Linked DNA regions of Homo sapiens: regions 2 and 3 are each linked to region 1. A link is a contact called in ENCODE Hi-C or POLR2A ChIA-PET data. All regions are on one chromosome and are shown on one strand. Each heading gives the region's core, a stretch centred on a gene start or an enhancer-like site at or near the end of the contact. The rest is flanking DNA. Distances are from core to core; before and after follow the strand shown.

What was found. A loop is a pair of places that touch in the nucleus more often than their neighbours do. ChIA-PET counts read pairs that join two places held with the same protein, here RNA polymerase II (POLR2A). Pooled maps may share reads with other maps.
Region 2: POLR2A ChIA-PET joins it to region 1 with 11 read pairs in HEK293. The contact joins the enhancer-like site here to the promoter of SIVA1 in region 1. POLR2A ChIA-PET finds 5 or more read pairs at or near these places in 2 of 52 experiments (HEK293 and Panc1).
Region 3: a map of naive thymus-derived CD4-positive, alpha-beta T cell shows a loop between it and region 1 (7-fold over the local background). The contact joins the promoter of PPP1R13B here to the promoter of SIVA1 in region 1. A Hi-C loop is called at or near these places in 2 of 168 maps with a recorded cell type or tissue (ascending aorta and naive thymus-derived CD4-positive, alpha-beta T cell), 1 of 37 single-sample maps with no recorded cell type and 9 of 50 pooled maps. POLR2A ChIA-PET finds 5 or more read pairs at or near these places in 1 of 52 experiments (Panc1).

What each region holds. Positions count from the first base shown.
Region 1 is chr14:104,749,940-104,754,485 of GRCh38, reverse strand. SIVA1 (SIVA1 apoptosis inducing factor) reads right to left here and starts at 1,339. Exons shown (of 4, transcript NM_006427.4): 1 at 1,167-1,339. The coding sequence starts at 1,284. The region is part of intron 2 of LOC107987209 (a long non-coding RNA gene); the gene reads left to right. RefSeq lists enhancers at 1,244-1,313, 1,324-1,373, 1,019-1,520, 2,224-2,313 and a silencer at 1,474-1,843.
Region 2 is chr14:103,826,165-103,830,710 of GRCh38, reverse strand. The region is part of intron 1 of PPP1R13B (protein phosphatase 1 regulatory subunit 13B); the gene reads left to right. Among named protein-coding and RNA genes, the nearest start is that of PPP1R13B, 19 kb to the left of the region's middle. Within about 2 kb of position 2,195, at least 4 of the 41 ENCODE cell types and tissues checked have a DNase peak (open chromatin) inside an H3K27ac peak, as active enhancers do.
Region 3 is chr14:103,844,937-103,849,482 of GRCh38, reverse strand. PPP1R13B (protein phosphatase 1 regulatory subunit 13B) reads left to right here and starts at 1,908. Exons shown (of 17, transcript NM_015316.3): 1 at 1,908-2,184. The coding sequence starts at 2,176. PPP1R13B-DT (PPP1R13B divergent transcript) reads right to left here and starts at 1,762. Exons shown (of 3, transcript NR_038436.1): 1 at 1,740-1,762. RefSeq lists silencers at 1,349-1,418, 1,439-1,568, 1,589-2,028, 2,199-2,398.

The DNA.
Region 1 (4,546 bases), core at 90-2,589:
TCTTGCCTGCACAGTGTTTGAATTTTTCAACTGTCCTGAGAGGGCACACGATTGCGGTCCTGCCACAGTTCCCACGGCATCATTCCCCTTACCTCCCCATGGCCCAGAATAGCACTCGCTTTCACAGCCCTAGCACACTGGAGACACCGCACAGAGGAACCTCGGGAGGCAGAGTCTTTCCCTCATTCCCAAGGCACAAGCGGCACCAGGTAAATCACACACCCCGGGTCATCCTCTAACTGCTCTACAGGTGCAGACTTTGTGTCCCAATCACTAGGCAAGGTAAGCTCCACTTTTTACCTGCCCCAGGGTATTAATCACCCCAGTCAGAGTGATGATCAATAAGATCAACACGCCTGAAATCCACAGGAGAAAGCCAGAGAAGGCCTGGGAGCTCACTGCCCTCACATCCCACCCAGAACTGGACACTGCAGCCACACGGAGTCCTATTTCGCTCTCCTGCTGCCTGGCTTCTGCCTCGCCCTCTTCCTTCCCTTCCTCTGCCTGGCTAACTCCTACTCGCCCCCACAGGATTCCGCTCAGACTGTTCTTCCAAGAAGCCTTCCGTGCCATCCCTGCAGGTGCGCCTGCACAAACCTGTGCCTGCCCCGACCACCTGTGGCGACTCCTCCTGCTGGTCTCCCCAACTAGGCTGGGGAGCTCCCGGGAGACGGGGCACATCTGTCTTGCCTGCCTTTGGTCTCCCGAGAAAGCCGCCGTGCCTGGCAGGGCCGCGCGCTCCATGAATACCTCTTGGGACAGGAGGGGCACTCTTCGGGTTGACTCCATGCAGGACGCCCCGCTCCCCAACCTCTCCCAGGACATCCTGCACGGGACAGTCCTGAGAAAGCACCAGGCGGGTGCCGCTCACTGCAGGGCGGCGACTAACCGGGATCGTGGAAGAGGGCGCGGGGGCTAGGGGCAGGGACCCTTTTCTTTCAGGCTGTTGGACAGGGTGGGCGAACGCTGGGGTCCTCACATCCCCCTCACTGACCCCAGCCCTGGGCGTGGCCAGCTTGTGTCCCCGCGGCCTCCCAGCTTCCGGGAACGCGGGGCCAGAAAGCAGGGCCCTCCAGCCCCCCGCTCAGGCCTCAGAGGGGACGCTGAGGCCCGGCCCGTTCCAGGCCCCGACGCAGCGGACCCTCGGCAGCCCGCCCGACACTCACCGAAGACCTCCTGCGAGTAGCGCTCGGCGCACACGCCGCGGCTCAACTCCCTCTGGCTCACGCGGACCTTGAGCTGTAGCGGGGCCACGTCCGCGAAGGGGCAGCTCCGCTTGGGCATGGCCGCGGGGCCGGGAGCTACGCAGCTCCCCGGCCGCCAGCCCCTTACCAACGACGCCGTGACGTCACAGCTGCGCGCCCATCCGCGGGCGAGAGCGGGTTTGAGGAGAGGGAGCGACGCGGCGCGTCATAGGCTGCGGGCGAAGTGGGAGGCGGGACTCCTGCGCGGAGCGGCGCGGGATAGGCCGAGGGAGAGATCGGGGGTGGGACTCGTGCGTCGGTGTACTGGACTCGACGCCGCGGGAAAGGCCAGGGGCCAGGTTGAGGATCAGGGTGGGCGGGTCCGTGGGAGAGATTTGTGCGCGCGCCGCTCAGGATAGGCGGGAGGAGAGACTAGGGGCGGGGTTCCTATGCGGCGCGAAGCGACGAAGGGTGGGAGCCAGGTCGCGGCATTCGGCTGCGCGGGAAGAGCCAGGGGGCGGGGGCGAGGCCGAGGGTCAGGACGGTGCAACGAGGGCGGAGCTTGTGCATCGGGGGCGGGCCTCGTTTGAGGATCGGCGTGGGATAGGCCAGGGCGACGTCGGGGCGGGTCTAGTTTGAGGAGCGGCGCGGGATAGGCCAGGGCAAAGTCTGGGGCGGCTGGGTCGGTGGCGGGATTCCTGTCAGCTTTTGTTTGGTTCCTAAACGGTAGACACTGGTTATAGTTCCTCATTTACTTCTCCGAAGTTAAGAGGCAGCCCGCTTCTTCCTAGCTCTTTTTTCCCCTTTAGAGACAGGGTCTCGCTCTGTCACCCAGACTGAGTGCAGTGGCAGTCTCGGCTCACTGTAGCTTGCGCCTCCCGGGCTCAGGCGATCCTCCCTTCTCGGCCTCCCCGGTAGCTGGGACCGCAGGCGCGCGCCTCCGCGCCCCGCTTTTTGGTTTTGGGTAGGAACGGGGGTTTTTCTGTGTTGCCTCAGCTGGCTTAGCTCCTCACTGTGGCGGTCTCCGCCTTCCAGAAGTAAAGGCGTGTGGGGGCTGCGCTCTGAGGGCCGCGTGCGGCTGCCGAGCGCCCCCGGGCGGGGGTATGCGCCGCTGTGTGGAAAATGTTCTTGCACAGCGGGTTCGTCTGACTTGGTGTCCCCATGCCGCGAGGTGCACCCGCGTCGTCCCTTCTCCGGGGTTCTGCTCACCAGAGGCGGCTCTCCCCTGCCCCGGCGGGTACAGAACCGACCCGTCCTGTGGCGTGGGCTTCGCCCTGTGAGAGATGACAGCGTGCTGGCAGCCCTCGCTCGCTCTCGGCGCCCACTCTGGCCGCGCTCGAGGGGCCCTTCAGCCCGCCGCTGCACTGTGGGAGCCCCTCTCTGGGCTGGCCGCGGCCGGAGCCGGCTCCCTCAGCTTGCAGGGAGGTGTGGAGGGAGAGGTGCGGGCGGGAACCCGGGCTGCACGTGGCGCTTGCGGGTCAGCGTGAGTTCCGGGTGGGCGTGGGCTCGGCGGGCCCCGCAATCGGAGCCACCGGCCCCAGGCAGTGAGGAGCTTAGCACCCGGGCCAGCAGCTGCGGAGGATGCGCCGGGTCCCCCACCAGTGCCGGCCCGCCGGCGCTGCGCTCGAATTCTCACCGGGCCTCAGCTGCCTCCCCGCGAGGCAGGGCTCAGGACCTGCAGCCCGCCATGCCTGAGTCTCCCCCCTGCCGTGGGCTCTTGCGCGGCCCCCTGCTCCGCGGCACCCGGTCCCATCGACCGCCCAAGGGCTGAGGAGTGCGGGCGCACGGCGCGGGACTGGCGGGCAGCTCCACCTGCAGCCCCGGTGTGGGATCCACTAGGTGAAGCCAGCTGGGCTCCTGAGTCTAGCGGCGACTTGGAGAACCTTTATGTCAAGCTAAGGGATTGTAAATACACCAATCAGCACTGTGTTTAGCTCAAGGTTTGTAAACTCACCAATCGGTACCCTGTGTCTAGCTCAAGGTTTGTAGATGCACCCATGGGCACTCTGTATCCAGCTAATCTGGTGGGGATTTGGAGAACCTTTATGTCTAGCTGTGGGATTGTGGACGCACCAGTCAGCACTCTGTGTTTAGCTCAAGGTTTGTAAATGTACCAATCAGCACTCTGTATCTAGCTAATCTGGTGGGGACTTGGAGAACCTTTATGTCTAGCTAAGGGACTGTAAATACACCAATCAGCACTCTGTGTCTAGCTCAAGGTTTGTAAAGACACCAATCAGCACCCTGTATCTAGCTCAAGGTTTGTAAATGCACCAATCAGTGCTCTGTGGGGACTTGGAGAACTTCTGTGTCTAGCTCAGGGATTGTAAACACACCAATCAGCGCCCTGTCAAGACGGACCAATCAGCTTTCTGTAAAACAGACCAGCCCTCTGTAAAATGGACCAATCAGCAGGATATGGGTGGGGCCAGATAAGGGAATAAAAGCAGGCCGCCCGAGCAGGCAGTGGGAACGTGTTGGTGTTCTGCCACATGTTTGGGGCTTTGCTCTTTCACTCTTTGGGTCCACACTTTTTATGAGCTGTAACACTCACTGGGAAGGTGTGTAGCTTCACTTCTGAGGCCAGCAAAGCCACAAACCCACCGGGAGGAATGAACAGCTCCAGACACACTGCCTTAAGAGCTGTAACACTCCTTGTGAAGGTCTGCAGCTCCACTCCTGAAGCCAGCAAGACCGTGAGTCTGCCAGAAGGAACAAACTCCAAACACGTCCAAACATCAGAAGGAACAAACTGCAGACATAACAATTTTAAGAACTGTAACAGTCAACTGTGAGGACCTAGTGCTTCATTCTTAAAGTCAGTGAGATCAAGAACCCACCAATTCTGGACACACCTGGACTATGTTCTCACGACTCCATCGGTGTTGCCTCCGGTGTGAAGAGGTGATGCCTGGAGTCCCGCAAACCCCTCCCACGTGACTCCCGTGTTGCAGCTGCCCACGCCCCCTCAGAGGCAGTGTATGCTTTCCTAGCCATGGGTGGCTGAAACCTTACCAGTCTCCAGCTTAGATGTCCTTTCTCCTCCTGCCGTGCAGGGTTCCCTGTGGTGGGGATGGGATCAAGCATTCTTGGCTCTTCCTTGCCACTTTGCTGGCATAATGGAGAATTTTTTCTGCCTTAGGGAAATGACTTGAAAGTTACTCAGTTGGAGTCACGTGTGACTAAACACAGATTTGGTTTATCCCAGAAATAGATGAAGTTCTCAGAGAGGAGGATTGTTTTCAATCTTATGGATCGTGGGGATTTCTAAAGATTTCCCTGTGTTCAGACTTGCAACTCTCCTAGGGTCTCATCACCATCGTGGACAGATACAGAACATCGGGCAGCTTATGGAGTGGGGC
Region 2 (4,546 bases), core at 946-3,445, 920 kb after region 1:
ATGCTGCCATTCATAAGAATTAATTCCTTAAGGATTATAGATGGCTGGGGTTTTATTATAGTAGTTTTCAGTTATGAATACTTGGTTTGTATGTTTGGAAAACTACTGGGAGGCAGTAAAGAGTACAGATTTTGGAACAGACTATCTGGGTTTGAATCTCAACACTGTCTTTTCCTAGCCCTGTAATCTTGGGTGAGTTACTTAATTTCTCTGCGTCTCAGTTTCCTCATCTATAAAATGGAGGGCATAGTAGTACCTACCTCATTAGGTTTTACGAGTTTTAAATGAGTTGTTACATAAAAAGAACCTAAAAGAGGCTGGGCAAGGTGGCTCACTCCTGTAATCCTAGCACTTTGGGAGGCTGAGGTGGGGAGGTCACCTGAGGTCAGGAGTTTGAGGCCAGCCTGGCCAACTTGGTGAAACCTCATCTGTACTAAAAATATAAAAATTAGCCGGGCATGGTGGTGTGTGCCTGTAATCCCAGCTACTCGGGAGGCTAAGGCAAGAGAATCAGTTGAACTCGGGAGGCAGAGGTTGCAGTGAGCTGAGATTGCACCACAGCGCTCCAGCCTGGGTGACAAGAGTGAGATTTCATTTCAAATAAATAAATAAATAAAATAAAAATAAAAATACAGGCCAGGCGTGGTGGCTCATGCCTGTAATCCCAGCACTTTGGGAGGCCAAGGTGGGTGGATCATGACATCAGGAGATGGAGACCATCCTGGCCAACACGGTGAAACCCTGTCTCTACTAAAAATACAAAAATTAGCTGGGCATGGTGGCGTGCATCTGTAGTCCCAGCTACTTGGGAGGCTGACTCGGGAGAATCGCTTGAACCCGGGAGGTGGAGGTTGCAGTGAGCTGAGATCGTGCCACTGCACTCCAGCCTGGTGACAGAGGGAGACTGCGTTTAAAAAAAAAATAGTAAAATATTTAGCCAGGTGTGGTGGTGCTCACCTGTAGTCCCCAGCTACTTTAGAGGCTGAGGTGGCAGAAATGCCTGAGCCCAGGAGTTTGAGGCTGCATTGAGCTGTGATGGTATCATTGAACTCCAGCCTAGGTGGCATAGTGAGACCCTTGTGTATAGTAACTATACACTATAGATGTGTGTTTTTATCCTCAAAATATTTATTATCTTTAAAATGTCAGGCTGGATATGGGTGGCTCACTCTTGTAATCCCATCATTTTGGGAGGCCAAGGCAGGAGGGTTGCTTGAGGCCAGCAGCAGTCTGAGACCAGCCTGGGCAACAACATAGAAAGACCTTGTCTGTATTAAAAAAAAATTTTTTTTAAAAACATTAAATTATTTTGATTCACTATAGTTCAAAGACATTCTTGCTTTAGAGATTGCTTAATTTCACATAGGCATTTAGCAAGTTTTCACAGGTGAAGAAAAAAATGTTGAAGTGTCATTTTGTGAGGATGCTTTCTAATTGATGTCTTTAGGTAACTAGTTTCCTTGTTCGCTGCAACATTAACAAGCACAGCAGTAGTGTGATTAAATAAAGGATTTAGATTTATAATTAAAATTAGAAAAATTTTGAGAGGATGGTTTTTATCAGCATTTAATTAATACTGTTACAATTAAGCCACTCTTTCTCTCTGAAACACTTTAGAATCCTACTATGTCTGGGGAGACTTCATGGTTTTATCTTTTTTTGCAGTCAGTATATTTAACACACTGGATTATTTTGAGAGTCTCCACTTCTTTGTTAATAGAGTAGAAAAGAGTAGCAAAAGTAAAATAAAAATATAAAAAGATTACTATTTAGTACTTGGAAGACAGGTAAGAGGAGGACCTTTATCACCTTATAGAATGAAGACGCATGGCTGGAAACAACCAAATCTTCGTATGGTTCTTTGAATGTCAAGTTTTTGGCACAGAAGAAAGCAGCTCCTAATGGGGGATTCTTCAGTCCTGCTTTCATCTGCCGTTGATTAGCAGTCCGGCCCTGCTGTTTCCAGTCTGTCCTGTCTTCTTGGGACATAATCTGCCCACCCTCTCATTCCATCTGTGGCTTACTCCTTTCTGTCTTAACCTTCCGTGGCGTCCTTTGGGAAGTCTTTCCTGTTGGAGCAGGCAGCCCTTCTGTGGGATCTCGTGGCATTCTGCAGTTCTGTACCATAGTTTTCTGCTGTCCTTTCTCTGTGTCTGCTCCAAGTTTAGTGAGGGCAGAAGTTAGCTCAGAGCCTGGCCCAGGGCCAAGCTGGGCTGAGTAAAATTTTCCTAAATGAATGAATGAGTGATCCTGTAAATGTAACCAATTTATGTTACATAAAAGGTAACACTGCCTTACACTATGGGTTTTGGCTTCTTGCACTTTTTTTTTTTTTTTTTTGGAGACAGAGTTTCGCTCTTGTTGCCCAGGCTGGAGAGCAGTGGTGTGATCTCGGCTCACTGCAGTCTCTGCCTCCCAGGTTCAAGTGATTCTCCTGCCTCTGCCTCTCAAGTAGCTCGGATTACAGGTGCCCGCCACCATGTCTGGCTAATTTTTTTGTATTTTTAGTAGAGTTGGGGTTTCACCATTTTGGCCAGGCTGGTCTCGAACTCCTGACCTTGGGTGATCCACCCACCTCGGCCTCCTACAGTGCTGGGATTACAGGCATGAACCACTGCACCCGGCCGTGCTTTTTATACTGCCATGTCTTGCCATAAAACAAAAACATTAGAGCCCAATTTTAGTCTCTTTGTGTGGTTGGTTATTTGCCTCTGGAATTGAACAAACTCTTAAAAATCACTCTTAATAGAGAATACCTTATGGTCCAATTGGTTTCTTGTCCTTTTTGAGAGTTGCTGGTAGTTAGATACTAAGGCTTCTGTGGGATAACTAGGAGAGGAAAATGCTGTTTTTATAATAGCAATAGTAGCTGCTTATACTTTTGGTAATAAAGTCACAGTAGCTAAGTTCCATGATTAAATGTAATGGAAAAATGAACCTCAGTGTTTTGTTAGCTTTTTTTGTTAGGTGACAACCAATTGTTATCGAAGTCTCTTAAGCTGAAGCTTTATGGTTAATGATATAGTATATCATATCTATATTTATATATCTATAGTATTATATATACTTTATAATACTATATATCTATAGTATTATATATACCATATATCATACACCAGATATCACACTATAGATCTATAGTGTGATATATACTATATCATACTATAACTTTCTAGCAGTTTGTGATGTATTGGCTAATATTCAGAGGAGAAGTCTGGTGCTAGGAATTACTGAAACCAAAATTTTACACTACCATGAGATAAGAAATGGGTTTCTCAATGTTTTTGGAGGCTGTACTACACATCTAGATTTTTGCAAAATCTCATTGCTTTCACATTCCACTCTCCACCCCAAAAAGTATCTAGTACAGTCTTTTTTTTGGAGTCTCGCTCTGTCGCTTGGGTTGGAGTGCAGTGGCGCGATCTCTGCTCACTGCAAGCTCCACCTGCCGGGTTCACACCATTCTCCTGCCTCAGCCTCCTGAGTAGCTGGGACTACAGGTGCGTGCCACCACACCTGCCACCACACCTGGCTAATTTTTTGTATTTTTAATAGAGATGGGGTTTCACCGTGTTAACCAGGATGGTCTCGATCTCCTGACCTCATGATCCACCCGCCTCGGCCTCCCAAAGTGCTGGGATTACTGGCGTGTGCCACCGTGCCCAGCCTTAATCTACTTTTTTTTGCCTTTTTTTTTTTGAGATGGAGTTTCGCTCTGTCACCCAGGCTGGAGTGCAGTGGCATGATCTCCGCTCACTGCAAGCTCTGCCTCCCGGGTTCATGCCATTCTCTTGCCTCAGCCTCCCCAGTAGCTGGGACTACAGGCGCCTGCCACCACGCCCAGCTAATTTTTTTTTTGTATTTTTAGTAGAGACAGGGTTTCACCTTGTTAGCCAGGATGGTCTCTATCTCCTGACCTTGTGATCTGCCCGCCTTGGCCTCCCAAAGTGCTGGGATTACAGGCATGAGCCACTGCACCTGGCTTTTTTTTTTTTTTTTTGGTAGAGACAGGGTCTAGCTGTGTTGCCCAGGCTGGTCTCAACCTCCTGTCTTCCCCACTGTGCATGGCCTATACCTACCATAATCTAAACTTAACTGCTTTGTACTTTTGTTTTGAAATTTTCAATGTATTTCTTGTGATTTGAAGCTTTATTAGTTTGTCATAAAACCATAATTTATGAACTCTCTTACTATAAAGCGAGGAGAAATCCAGACTAATAACTGCTAAGATCCTTTGTAATGCTGACTTCTCATGGTAATACCTGAGTAGACCTCTTTATGTGAAAGCCCTGTTAGGGAAGCTCCTGGTGAAGCAGGTGGGTTTCAAGTTTGAATTGTGTATGCATCCTGAGATCCAGAAAGGTCAAGTGGCCTGGGCTGAGCGGGAAGTAGTTATATCCTGGGTGTTAAATCTATAAAGGCTTACTTTGAAGATATTGCGAGTTTGGTTCCAGACTACTTTAATAAAGCAAATAATCGCAATAAAGTGAGTCACACAAATTTTTTGGTTTCTCAGTGCATATAGGTTATGTTTGGCCGAGTGTGG
Region 3 (4,546 bases), core at 659-3,158, 910 kb after region 1:
TCCTGCAGGCAAGAGGGGAGCCCTTGTGCCAATGCTTCCCTTCCTGGAAGAGCAGGCTCATTTGGATCACCTTACCCCGGGGGGCACCTCTCTGAAGAGCCTTGGCAAAACCTGTCCTTTGTCAGGCTTCGTGGGCCAGAAGTACCCCTTCGTGACTCAGGGACATCAGCTGTCAAAGCTGGGGAAACCAAGGCCCAGAGAAGGAGTGCAAGTTGCCTAAGGCCCCACAGGAGGTCAGAAGCAGAGCAGCTAGAATTAGAACTTAAGTATGTCTCTGACTTTCAGCCTAGGATCACTCATTATCTAGAGCCTCCTCTTCTCTCCAAACTCTGCTCCCAGAAGAGGGGTGTCATTAGCCATTCATGCCCAGGTGTGGATAGGTTTAAAAATCCCAGGGACGTCTGTACACTAAGCCTCCTTGCTAATCACGGCCCAACTACAGAATGCTATTTATGGAACAGCTACCACGTGCCACAAATTGTGCTGGGCGCTTTCCATCCCTCGCATCCGAAAAAGCCTCTTGACACGAGGCAGGCACTATTATCCCTACACTCTCCCATCACAGAGACAAGCACACTACGATGCAGAGAAGATGCGGCTTGTTTAGGATCCCAGGCGAGGGTGTGGCGGAGGCGGTGCTGAACCAAGTCTGTCTAACTGGAAAGTCCACACTCGCAAACACGAGCCCCCGTGGCCTCTGAGGGACAGGGGTGGCTCCCCAGGAATGGGCTGGTGGGAGCTCCCTGGCCTCCTCCCTTGCTCTGCCCCCACTCTGCAGCAGCCAGAAGCCTCTCCGAGAACCAGACAGGCTCCAGACTGACCCTGACCTCGCGGCGGCCTTCTCCACTGGGCCGGCGCTTCCCAGGGCGGCTTACGCCTTCTGTGTCTGGGGCCATCCGCAGACCTTGCCTTCTGATGCCCGTGGGAGTTCGGTGCTGCCGCGGGGAGCACCTCAGTCCCCCTGTCTGCTCTCCGCCGCGGTCCGGGCGAATGGCACCATGTGGGGGGCCCCGAGCGGGTGCCTACCCCCCTGGCAGCCTTTACTGAGGGTCTGCTCAGGGCCCTGCCCAGGGCTCTGTCACTCCGGCGCTCAGGCCCGAGGGGGCGGCGCCTCTGGAGACGGGACTGCAGGGAGAGACCCAGGCCCTGGAGACGAGGACCGGACCCTCCCCGGGGACGCTGGAGCTGGACCTCGAGGGATGCTGGCGCAGGTGGGCACAGGTGGCACAGGTGGGCGCGGGGTTCTAGGCGGGAGATCGCTCGGGCGAAGGCCAAGGCTCGGGAGCTGGTGCGGGGGGCGCGGCCCCGAGAGCCGCGGAAGACGCCGGTGGGGGAGAAGCAGGTGCCAGCCAAGGGCGTCGGGCCGGGGCTGGTTCCGAGCGCGCGGCCTCGGGTCACATGCTCGCTCCGGGGGCCCCCCGCGCCCCTCCCACTGGCCTCTGGGCCGCAGCCCCACGGCGCGCCGGCAGCCGGGGGTCAGGCCGCGGTCAGAGTGCGGGCGCGCGCCGTCGCCGCAGGGACGCTCCCGGCCCACAGTCGGCCCCCGGGAGCCCGGGTTCGAGTCCCGGCCCTGCCGTGATCCGCTGCGGGACCCGGGCCGGCCCTTCCCTGTCGGGCCTCAGTCCTCCCACCGTCCGCGGTCTTCCCTAGTCGGGGCTCACGCAAGGGCGGGGGAGGCCACCGGTGCCCACTGCGCGTCCGCCCCTCCCCCGCCGCCGGGAGCGCGGACGCGCACGCACCTGGCCGCCGCTGAGAGCGAGGGTAGCGGGCGGAGCCGGGAAGCCCCGCCCCTCTCCCCGCCCCCGCTCCCACCGGGCCAATCAGAGGGGGCTACGGGACCCGTGCGGGGCGTCGCGCTGGGGGCGGGGCCTGCGGGGGCTGAAGAGCGAGCCGGGCGGGCGGGCCGCAGGCTGTCGGGCTGGGGCTGAGGCTGAGGCTGAGGTTGAGGCGGCGGCGGCGGCGGCCGGGTGCCCGGGACAGCGACGCAGCGCGCCGGCGGCCGCGACAGGGCCAGCGAGAGCCCCGCAGCCCGCCGCAGCTGCCGCCTCGCCGCGGCCGGGCCGGAGAGCACGGCGGCGGGAGCGCGGCCTTAGGAGGCGGCCGGAGCGGTGGGCACAGCTCGGCGCGGAGCGTCCTGTCAGGCGGCGGCCGAGGGCGTCGCGGACTCTCCCCGCGATGATGCCGGTGGGTGAGGGCGGGCGGGAGGTGGCGGCGGCTTCCTCCGCGGGCCGCTGGCCAAACCTCCTTCCTCCCGCGGCTCCCAGCCCCCGCGGGCCGGTGCGAGGCCGGGCGGGCGGGGAAGGAAGTGGCTGGGCGGGCGCGCCCGGCCGCGGCGCCCCCCAGGCGGGCAGGTGGGGGCGGCGCCGGGCTGTCAGCGCGGGGCCGGGGCCGCCTGCGGGCCCTTCCTGCTCGGCCTCCGCGGCCGCGGGGAGAAGCAGATGCATTTGGGGCCGGTCATCTCCTCGGTCCTCTCAGGTGCGCGGTCGGACGCTGGGGCACAGGTCTGGTGGGTGGCGCAGCTGTGACCCGCCTGAAACGAACGTTCTGGGGTCGCCCTGGGAGTCGGCGGGGTGGGCACCCGCGCCCGGAGTTCCCACACTCTGCAGGCGCATTCCCGTAGCCTTCGCGGTTGTACTGAGGAAAGGTGCCGAGTGCACGGATTTGGAGAGCCATCTTAGGAATTCCCTTTTCCCGTATCTGCAATGTTGGTTCGTTTTGCTTTAACTGGTTTGTTCTCCGTGTTCTGAAGGTTGAACGAGGTTCGTTTGTAGTGGTGGTGTCTTTGTCCTGCCCTTAAGGATGCTTTCGCCTAGAAAGACATTGGCCATTAGATTTGCCATCGTCCTACCGACCCTTCCCTTTACCTATAATCTGAATAGGAGGGGATGCTGAATTCTGATTTTTAAAAATTGGCTTTTTGGGAGGTAAGCATCATGACTTATGAAAAAATGTGGGACTGGTTGTACCCAGTTGGAGAGGTATTGGTTTTCTGAGCGCCTATATCGTAAGTAAAATTCTCAAACACGTTTATAGTAAAGTAACACAGTCATTTTTTTAACCTACAATACTACGTTGAAAATCACATTTCACAGGAAAGTGCAGTTTCCCTGCATTCTCTACTTGAATATTGCCATTCTGCTATGCTGCACCCAAGGACATTTAGATTAGATCCCCCTTCTTCCTCTTTGATTTCCTTTCTCTTGATAATCTCTTCTCCCCGTTTTTAACGGATTCCAGCATGTTTTGTAGCCGGCTTTCAGCGTTTTCCAAGTCTTAAGGTTTGATCTACTTGATCCTTAGGTCTTTCTTTAGCATCAGACTTGTTGGGTTTCTAAACATTTGGTTTTAAATGAATAATTGTCTTGTAATGGAAAGAGAATTGGATGAGCATCAGAAGATCTGGGGTGAAACGCTGGTTCTTCCACTTTTTAGCTATGTGACCTTGAAGAAGTCAAGGTCTTTGAGCCTGGAATTACCTCTAAAGTAGGGATAAAAATGTACCAATATCTGAGCGCTGTCCTGAGGATCAAATAGGATGATGTATCCAAAAGTGATGGTTGAACAGAATGTCATACAAATATTTATTATTCTTAATATGGCTTTGAATTTTCAATTTCTAACTTTATAAGATAAGGCATTTGGAAACTTCCCTCCCTAATTCTCACTAGCTAGATTTTGATGAAAGGCATTATGGTGTTTCAGAATTTTGAAAGTAGTTTTAGTTAAATCCTGTAATAGTTGATTGATGCATTCATACTGTGGTGGCATTGAAGGATATCTAGAAAAATTTTGGCTGGCTTCGTCGTTGTATAATGTTTAATTATAAATATCCTGCTAAGAAACTTGGCTTACATTTTCCATATGATTCATTCAGACATCTTACCTCTATTCCACGGGAGTAGAGTTTTGAGTTCCTACCTTCACAGGTTTCCTTTTTAAGAGGTTTGTTTAGCTGGGAATTGGGGCATTTCTTCGGATTTCTCAAAACAATAAAATACTGTTTTTTAAAAAAACAGGTCTATTACCTGTTTAAAACACCGCTTTTGTTTAAAAATGCCTTTTAGAAACAGATGGTATTTCTCTTAGACTCTCATGTATGGCTTTTACTTTTGTATTTCCTTTTTGATCCCTAAAAATACTACTTGTAGGACTGAGTCCTTCCTCTATTAACACAGTTGGAGTTGGTTGTAAATTTAGTAGGAGTTTTCAGAAATGCCATTCTTACTTGGTAATATTTTAAACTATCCAAAAATGTAAATAAGATTTTTCTCGATTTATTGTATATTTGGTATTCATCATGATGATGATGAATCAAAGGAACGTTGGGTCATATTTTGCAGTTTGTGTAGAGCAGTACTGTCCAATAAAAATGTAAAGCAAGCCACAAATGCAATTTTAAATTTTGTGGTAACTACATGAAACAAGTTGAAAAAGTACTAATTTTAGTAGTATCCTTTTATTAACTTAGCATATCCAAAATATTATTTTAACACGTATTCAATATGAAAAAACCACTAATGAGATATTATACATTTTTTCTGGTACT